Regions from separate parts of the Homo sapiens genome. Here all the other regions are linked to region 2. Evidence: chromatin contacts called from ENCODE Hi-C or POLR2A ChIA-PET data. All regions are on one chromosome and are shown on one strand. Each heading gives the region's core, a stretch centred on a gene start or an enhancer-like site at or near the end of the contact. The rest is flanking DNA. Distances are from core to core; before and after follow the strand shown. Region 1 holds the start of EEFSEC (eukaryotic elongation factor, selenocysteine-tRNA specific). Region 2 holds the start of RAB7A (RAB7A, member RAS oncogene family). Region 3 holds the start of H1-10 (H1.10 linker histone).

The links. Hi-C counts contacts between places; a loop is a spot of excess contacts on that map. ChIA-PET counts read pairs that join two places held with the same protein, here RNA polymerase II (POLR2A). Pooled maps may share reads with other maps.
Region 1: a loop to region 2 is called in a map of ascending aorta, with 15 times the contacts of the local background. The contact joins the promoter of EEFSEC here to the promoter of RAB7A in region 2. A Hi-C loop is called at or near these places in 1 of 168 maps with a recorded cell type or tissue (ascending aorta), 1 of 37 single-sample maps with no recorded cell type and 8 of 50 pooled maps.
Region 3: a pooled map shows a loop between it and region 2 (4-fold over the local background). The contact joins the promoter of H1-10 here to the promoter of RAB7A in region 2. A Hi-C loop is called at or near these places in 8 of 50 pooled maps. POLR2A ChIA-PET finds 5 or more read pairs at or near these places in 3 of 52 experiments (HCT116, activated naive CD4-positive, alpha-beta T cell and naive thymus-derived CD8-positive, alpha-beta T cell).

Annotation. Positions count from the first base shown.
Region 1 is chr3:128,152,071-128,154,770 of GRCh38, reverse strand. EEFSEC (eukaryotic elongation factor, selenocysteine-tRNA specific) reads right to left here and starts at 1,290. Exons shown (of 7, transcript NM_021937.5): 1 at 948-1,290. The coding sequence starts at 1,263. It also overlaps a transcript of RUVBL1 not described here. RefSeq lists a silencer at 780-1,299 and an enhancer at 1,430-1,659.
Region 2 is chr3:128,724,813-128,727,512 of GRCh38, reverse strand. RAB7A (RAB7A, member RAS oncogene family) reads right to left here and starts at 1,330. Exons shown (of 6, transcript NM_004637.6): 1 at 1,154-1,330. RefSeq lists a silencer at 907-1,196 and enhancers at 463-1,447, 1,477-1,606.
Region 3 is chr3:129,314,934-129,317,633 of GRCh38, reverse strand. H1-10 (H1.10 linker histone) reads left to right here and starts at 1,348. Exons shown (of 1, transcript NM_006026.4): 1 at 1,348-2,700. The coding sequence starts at 1,732. The coding sequence ends at 2,373. H1-10-AS1 (H1-10 antisense RNA 1) reads right to left here and starts at 1,363. Exons shown (of 5, transcript NR_026991.1): 1 at 289-1,363. RefSeq lists silencers at 870-1,209, 2,010-2,139, 2,520-2,700.

The sequences.
Region 1 (2,700 bases), core at 41-2,540, 570 kb after region 2:
TTGTTCAGAAAATGTTGGTACAGGCCGGACGTGGTGGCTCACGCCTGTAATCCCAGGACTTTGGGAGGCCAGGGCGGGCGGGTCATGAAGTCAGGAGTTTGAGACCAGCCTGACCAACATGGTGAAACCCGTCTCTACTGAAAATACAAAAAAATTAGCCGGGCGTGGTGGCGCGCGCCTGTAATCCCAGCTACTCAGGAGACTGAGGCAGGACAATCGCTTGAACCCAGGAGGCGGAAGTTGCAGTGAGCCGAGATCGTGCCACTGCACTCCAGGCTGGGCGACAGAACAAGACTCTGTCTCAAAAAGAAAAAAAAAAAAAGAAAAAGAAAATGTTGGTACAAGGGTGCAGTTGAATTCTATGTGAGCTTTAAAAAGAATGATGTAGCTTTGTGTACAGATATGGGGCACTCTCCAGACACAATGTTGAGTGAAATCGTGTCTAAAAGGATGAGGGAAAGAGGGATTTATACATACACACAGATATGCTTGTATTGACGTGGAGCCTTTCTGAAATGATATACAAAAACTGGTAGCAGCGGTTGGCTCTAGGAACGGGAATCAGACCAAATGACAGGTGAATGAAGACAGCCTTTGTATGTATACCCTTTTTGTAGCTTGTGAGTTTTCTTATTTTGAGTTTTCTTTACTTGACCATGTATTATAAACACATTTGGTAGGGATTTTTTGATTTTTTTTTTTTTTTTTTTTTAAGGAAGGCGCCTTGCAGCTCGGTTCTGCTGGATGGGAAAAGCTGAATCTCAAAGCCTCCGCTCACTTGCTGCGGAGCCCTAGGCAAGTCACGTCCGCCTCTTGGGGCGTCAGGAGCCCCACCAATGAGGTGGGGCGATTTCCCGTCCCGGCAAAGGCTCGAGCGAATTCGGACACGGGGCCCGGTCGCTCCGCCCGCGTCCCTGAGCCCGGCTCCCGCCCCGGCCCGCGCTCACCGCCGATGATGGTCCGGATGAGGGAGGCGTGCCCGGGGCAGTCGACCAGCGTGACCTGAAGCAGTGGCTCGCCGGGCTCGGGCTCGGCCTCGGGCGCTGCCTGGAACTCGGGCAAAGACGACCGCAGGCGCGCGGGCAGCGGCACCGAGAAGCACGAGAAGCCCAGATCGAGCGTGATGCCGCGCTCGCGGCTCTGCGGCTGCTTGTCAAAGGCGGCGGTGGAGGCTGTGGTGCTTAGCGCCCGCGCCAGCGCCGTCTTGCCGCTGTCGATGTGGCCCAGCACGCCCACGTTCACGTTCACCCGCCGCCCTGCCATGCCGCCGCCGCCGCCTCGGACACCCGCCCGGCCCGCCCCTCACCTCCCTCGGTAGTCGCCGCGGTCCGGCCCGTTAAGTTGCCCCCCCGTAACCGGCGCGCTGTGCACACCCGTTCCGGCCCGGAAGCTTCCGCCCTCCTGAGGCTCACGGGCACAGCCGAGCGCCGTGCTCCGAGTGGGTGGTCTAGGAACTGGAGGTCACCGTAGGCAGGGTTTCTCTCTCACGTGGCTCCTCCTGCCTGAAGCCTCTAGGAGCCCGAGATGGAGGGATCCTTCTGAGAAGTGAAGCCATTTGGACTTTCTGGGTGAGTGGAGACTTGGAGAACTTTTCTATAGCTATCAAGAGGATTGTAAAATGCACCAATCAGCGCTCTGTAAAACGCACCAATCAGTGCTCTGTAACATGCACCAATCAGCAGGATCCTAAAAGAAGCCAATCACAGGGAGGATTGAAAAAAGGGCGCTCTGATAGGACAAAAACGGAACATGGGGGGGCGAAGGGGGGCGGGGGGGGCGGGGTGGGCGGGGGGAAGACGGGGGCGGGGGGGGCGGGAAGACGGGGGCGGGGGGGAGGGCGGGGGGACGGCGGGGGGCGGGGGAGGGCGGGGGGACGTGGGGGAGGGGGCAAATAAGGGAATAAAAGCTGGCCACCCCCGCCAGCAGCAGCAACCCTCTCAGGTGCCCTTTCGCATTGCAGAAGCTTTTTGCTCTTCACAATAAATCTTGCTGCTGCTCACTCTTTGGGACTGTGCCATCTTTAAGAGCTTTAACACTCACTGCGAAGGTCCGCGGCTCCATTCTTGAAGTCAGCGAGACTAGGAACCCACTGGAAGAAACCAACTCCGGACACACTTCCAATCATTCATACATTTCAGCAAGATCTTACCAAGTGCCTGGTGGGTTCCGCTGGGCTACAGTGCCCGCTAATATTACATTCAGGGGGTGAGGGCTAAGTCAAACAATACAGCCTGAACCAGACCATTTCAGAGAGCGAGAAGTCTCCTAGGGAAAATAAAAGCTGAGATAAAAAGGAGCAGGAGAGGGAGGATGGACAGCTACCTAACTGTGGGTCAGGGAAGACATCTAGGAGTTGCTGTTTGAGTTGAAACTCCAGTGTTGAGAAGGAGCCAACCATGGGAAAAGATGGTTTGAAGATGGAAGAGGACAACATTATCTCTGACTCAGAAATTCTCACCCTGAGAGTCTGTAGCCTGGGCTTAGGAGAGGCCACAAACCTCTAAATTGAACGCACAATGTGTTGTGATGTGCTCTTGCTAGACAGAGGGTCGACAACTCTCACTAGATTCTGAAGTGTCTAGAACCACAAAAAAGGTTGTCAGCCATAGTCACCAACCAGAGGTAACAAACCTAAGTGTCTGCTCTGGCCAGGTGGTGGGTAAATCAAAGAAGAGAAGTTAAAAGAGTCTAAGATGACAG
Region 2 (2,700 bases), core at 81-2,580:
TATGGCTTTAAGGGAGAACTGATGCTACCAGAAAGACTTTCAAATGACATCAATAGAAAGAAAGGAGGTGGTGGGAGGCACTGAGGTACAGATACCAGGTAGCAAAAGATAAACCAGCAAGCTTCAGGGGTACGTGAAAGCAGTACAACCTAGAAATTTAATACAGTGCTCTGGAGTCTGACTGCCTGGGCTTGCATCTCTGCTTCGTAACTTATTAGCTGTGTGACCTTGGCCAAATGGCTTAGCCTCTCTGTTCAACTTCCCACTGTGTTAAGTGGGCACAACAGTGGTACTTCAGAGGGTTGTTCAAAGAACTAAACATAATGATCTGTTAAAAGGTCTTGCCACGCTGCCTAGCATACAATAAACGCTCAAATATTTGCTGTCAATATTCTCAATATTCCCCTTATGACCCCATTAGGTATCAAGCCTAAAATGAATGCAGAAAGAGGCCCCAAACACGGTCGGAATGGAAACACAACTCTACATCCAACTACCATCTTTCCTCGATTAAGTTGAAAAACTTCTCTCAGGATTTACCGTAACATGCCTAGGACAAAAAGCTCCCTGTCTCCCAGCGCCAGAGGCGCCTCAATGTACACAAGTGTCGAGGCGAGCCCAGCGCACGTGACCTGACTCACTGCCTTGACTCAGTTGCCGTCAGGGAACTCCCACTAACAGGGTCAGGCTGTTCAACTGAAGAACCGGATGGGAACGCGGCTCGGCCCCCAGCGCCTGTGACCCATGCCCGCCGGGTGGGCACGGCGGCGGGCGGCGTGGGCTCTGACACCCTCCTGCTCGCCGCGCTAAGGAACTCCACTGGCCAGCGCGTCCTGCCGCGGCGCAGGGCCGCCCAAGTCAAGGAACCCTCTCGGGTCTCTGAGATCCAGGCCAACAGTAAACAGAGCGTCCGAGACGGGTGGCCGGGGCGGGCAACCCGGCCAGAGGTCACGCCCGACGACCTCCGACCTCTCCAAGCCGGGTGGGGTCTTGGCCTGCTCCGGGGGCCTGAGCGATGCCGGGTGTGCCCGCGTGGCCAGGGCTGGGACTGGAGCCTGCCCAGGAGGACAGGGAGGACGCGAGGCCCTGGCGACCGAGGGGCTGAGGGGGGGGATGGGGCCAGGCCGCCGGCCGGGCTGGGCCCGCTGCTTACCGCGGCCGCTGCGCTGGGGGCTCCGGGCCGGGCGCGTCGCGAGGGCTCCCGCCGAGGAGGAGACTAAACGGAGGACAGAAGCGAGAAGGTCCAAGTTCTGGTTCCAGGGAACTCTCCCGAGCTCTCCAAGCCGCCAACTCCGCCGCTGCCGCCGCCTCAGGCTTTATGGCCAAGACTCCAGGCCCGCTCCCACTTCCGCCACCGCCGCCGCCCCGAGCGGAAGTACCTGTCACGAGACGCTCGACGCCAGGGTGCGGGGGAGGAGCCCCGCCTCAACCTTGCGTCACGTTCCGGCTGCCTCGGGACTGAGCCTGGATCTCGTGCTACAAACATGTCTGCCCCCAAATGGTTGTCCCCATCTTTGAGGCTCATACAAGGAGCAGGACGGCGCCATGTTGGACCCACAGACAGATTCCCTCAGCCATCCCTCCTTACTCCAGAATAAATAATGCCACCGAAGAGGGGACAAGGGGTAAACTGGCCATTCCAGTTGTGTCCTTCTTCGAAAGGCATCATTTATCCTTACTTTAATTACTTAACCAAAAATTATTATCACCATTTTACAAATAAGGAACTGAGACTCAGTATATCATGTCACTTGGTCTAGCTCAACACAGAAACTGGTGGAGCGAGGTTTTGAACCAAGATCTGTCTGATGCCAATATGTGTTATCGTTCTAGTAGACTGCAAATGACTACAGCAATTGTGTGGCTCGGTGATAGAGACAGGAGAAATAGGCACTTTGTCTGGCAGAGGAGACAGCCCAAGAAAATGGAAAATGAGCTAAAGCCTCTCTGAACTTAGTATTAGAGAAGATGTGATAAAGATGGACCGGGTAGAACTCTTCTTGTAAGCACAGAGCAGCCTCCCAAGCACCAGCCCCATCCGAACACATCAGGATCCACTCAGAATTTTTGCCTCCATCTTCAACAATGCCCTCTCATAGTCTTTTCTTATTTTGGTTCATGCAAGCTCCATTCTTTCAATTGTTCCATCCAAAAACCTTGCAATTGTTACAGTAAGTAGTCAGACCTGAGCAGGGCAGGAGAGGGGCCACTCCCCGACCAGCAATGTGAGGCAACCATGACGTGGTTGTCAGGTTAAGCTGTCTCTCTAAAATAATAATTGGTTGCAGCCAGACCAGAGAAAGGCAGTCTCCCAATAGATAAAAACACCTAAAACTGGTGATCAGCAGCTTCCCGATAAGATCTCAGGAGTTGAGGGGTCTGGGGAAAAAAAAAATCTCAAAAGCTAGGCAAGCAGTCTCAACCCTGAGATGGTACAATGTCTGGGGTTTCCCCTACTTTTTCAACCAAAATTGGCTCTTTCCCCAAAACCCTCACCACCTATTCTCCTGTTTTCTCTATGTGTATTCTGAAATGGCCTTGCACACTGCAGAACCATCCGCCTCTGGGGTAAGTCCACTCTTTCTCTGCTTTCACTTTGCATGTGCCCAGGAGTTCAAGACCAGCTTGGGCAACATAACAAGACTGTCTCTTCCAAAAGATAAACAAAAAAGAAAAGAGAAGGCACACATCTACATCAGA
Region 3 (2,700 bases), core at 99-2,598, 590 kb before region 2:
TAGCCCTCACCCAGAGAAGCCTGCTTGGGCCCAAGGCCACAAATGCACCAACCCACCCCCTTTTCAGGGCCTTTTACTCTGTCCACCTGTAAATGTTCCTGTCTCTCACTCTGGGAACCCCAATTCGCCAGCGTCCTGTCCCCCCTCACCCCTCCATCGCTTTTCTATGCTGGGCCTCTGGAGACTGTCTCCTGCCTGCAACCCTGCCACCCCCCAGCCCCAGCCCCACTCCTGTGCCCTACATCACCTACCCCCAAAGGGATCCCCTCTCCTACCCGAGCATCTTACCCTGGCCTCAGCTTCCCCAAGTGGAGGCTGCAACGGCTTCAACAAAAACTGTCCTGTGCCTTCTCTGCACCCCCAATACTGGAATCAGCAGAGATCGGGCCGCCAGCCTTGCACAAGCCCCCCCGGGGAGGGTGGGGCCCGGGACCCTCTCCAGGACATGGTCTCCTTTGCTGTGTTCCCGCCATCATTTCCCTGTGCACGGGAGAGGGGGAGGGGTGCACCCAGGAACTAAGAGCGAATCCCTTCCCCATCCTCTCACAGGAATTCCTCTGGGTGTCACAGCCTCACCCCCGCCCACCCTGTCCCACCCTGGAGCCCCCATTTGGCTTTGGGGGGACCGGCGGCAGCTACTTGTGGATTACAAAATGAGGCCCTGGGAACATCAGCGGCAACAGGGTGGGGGGAGCGGCGAGGCAGTGTCCCTAGAGAGGTCCTGCCGTAGTCCTCCATTCCCCGGGTTGTGCCTAGGCTCCCAGAGGCACAACCAGAACCCGGGGTGCAGCTGGAGAGTGCCTCCCATCCGCCATCCCCTTTGGATGGGGCGGAAAACCCCCGAGGATGTCCTAGCGCAGTTCACGTTGCCCCAGCCGACCACGTGAGGGCGCGCCCTGTGTTAGTTTGGACAAATTAAAGCTCCTCTTGCGGGCAGGCCTGGAGCCCCCCGGGCCGGGACAAGGCTCGGGTGCCCGTGGCGTTCTCTGGGTTGCCGGCCGCCAAGCTCCCGGCCGTGGGGCCTCCTCTGGGGCCCGCGCTATTGGCCTCCAAACGAGGTGCCCCCCTCCTCTCGCGCTCCCGCAGCCTAGGGTGCACCTCTCCGTTCGCCTTTGCTGAGCCCTTCCAGGACGCAAGTCGCCTCTCCACTGCGCCGGGAGCTCAGGCCCTGTCCGGGGCGCCCCGCTGCGGGCGCGGCGGCGCTGGAGAGGCGCGGTCCGAGAAGCCAGCGGCCGGAGAAGGGGCTCCAAGAAGCACAAGTTGGCGCTGGCCCCGGACCAGGCTGTTGTTGTTCTCAACGTGGTCCGCCATGAAGCTATAAAAAGCCGAGAGAAGCGCCCTCCCGCCAGAGCGCAGCGCGCACGCCCAGCGAGTTCCAGAGGCGCCAGTGGAAGCTGCGGCGGCGGTGTCTCGCGTTCGGCGGGATTTCTCTTCGCTCCGGCTCGGCCTAGGTCTACGTCCCCAGCTCCAGCCGCCGGCTCGGACTCGGTCTCTGACCCCCAACTCGGTCCCCTAGTCCGGCCCCGGCTCCGGGCCCCCCAACCCTCGCTCCGGCCCGGCCCGGCCCCCACCCCAGCCCTGCCGCCCGGCCCCAGGCCCGGCCGCGGCCGCTCCCGCCTGGAGCCGCCGCGCGCCCCCAGCCCCCCTGCACCCCCTCGGCCCCTCGCCTTCCTCTTCCCGGCGCGGCCCCCCGGCTTCCGCGCGCCGCCCGCCACCAATCCTCTTGCTACCATGTCCGTGGAGCTCGAGGAGGCCCTGCCAGTGACGACCGCCGAGGGAATGGCCAAGAAGGTGACCAAGGCTGGCGGCTCGGCGGCGTTGTCCCCATCTAAGAAGAGGAAGAATAGCAAGAAGAAGAACCAGCCGGGCAAGTACAGCCAGCTGGTGGTGGAGACCATCCGTAGGCTGGGCGAGCGCAACGGCTCGTCGCTGGCCAAGATCTACACCGAGGCCAAGAAGGTTCCGTGGTTCGACCAGCAGAATGGGCGCACCTACCTCAAGTACTCGATCAAGGCGCTGGTGCAGAACGACACGCTTCTGCAGGTGAAGGGCACCGGCGCCAACGGTTCCTTCAAGCTCAACCGCAAGAAGCTGGAGGGCGGCGGGGAGCGGCGCGGAGCCCCGGCGGCCGCCACCGCCCCGGCCCCCACCGCGCACAAAGCGAAGAAGGCAGCCCCGGGCGCGGCCGGCTCCCGGCGCGCGGACAAGAAGCCCGCCAGGGGCCAGAAGCCGGAGCAGCGCTCGCACAAGAAGGGCGCTGGCGCCAAGAAGGACAAAGGCGGCAAGGCCAAGAAGACGGCGGCCGCCGGGGGCAAGAAGGTGAAGAAGGCGGCCAAGCCCAGCGTCCCCAAAGTGCCCAAGGGCCGCAAGTGAGCGTGTCGGCCGGTCAGAGCGGCCGGCGTGGGCTTTTCGGTGTTTTTGTTTTTCTACCCCAAGTGACGTAGATTTTGTACGGCTCACGCCGGCCGGGGCCGCGAGGCCTGGTCTGAGCCTCAGGGAGGGGCCCCGGGTCCTCTCAGTCTTTCCCCTCCCCCAACGATGTAGCGTTTTTCGTTGTTTGCTTTAGGTTTTTGAAACAGCCCCGGCGACGCCTCTATTGGCTCTCGGCCTTGGCAACGGCCGTCGTCATGGTTACTGGCCCCTAGGCGCCGATGGCCGAGGCCGCGCCTGCCCACCGGGCGGGGTCGCTGGTTGGCCGGG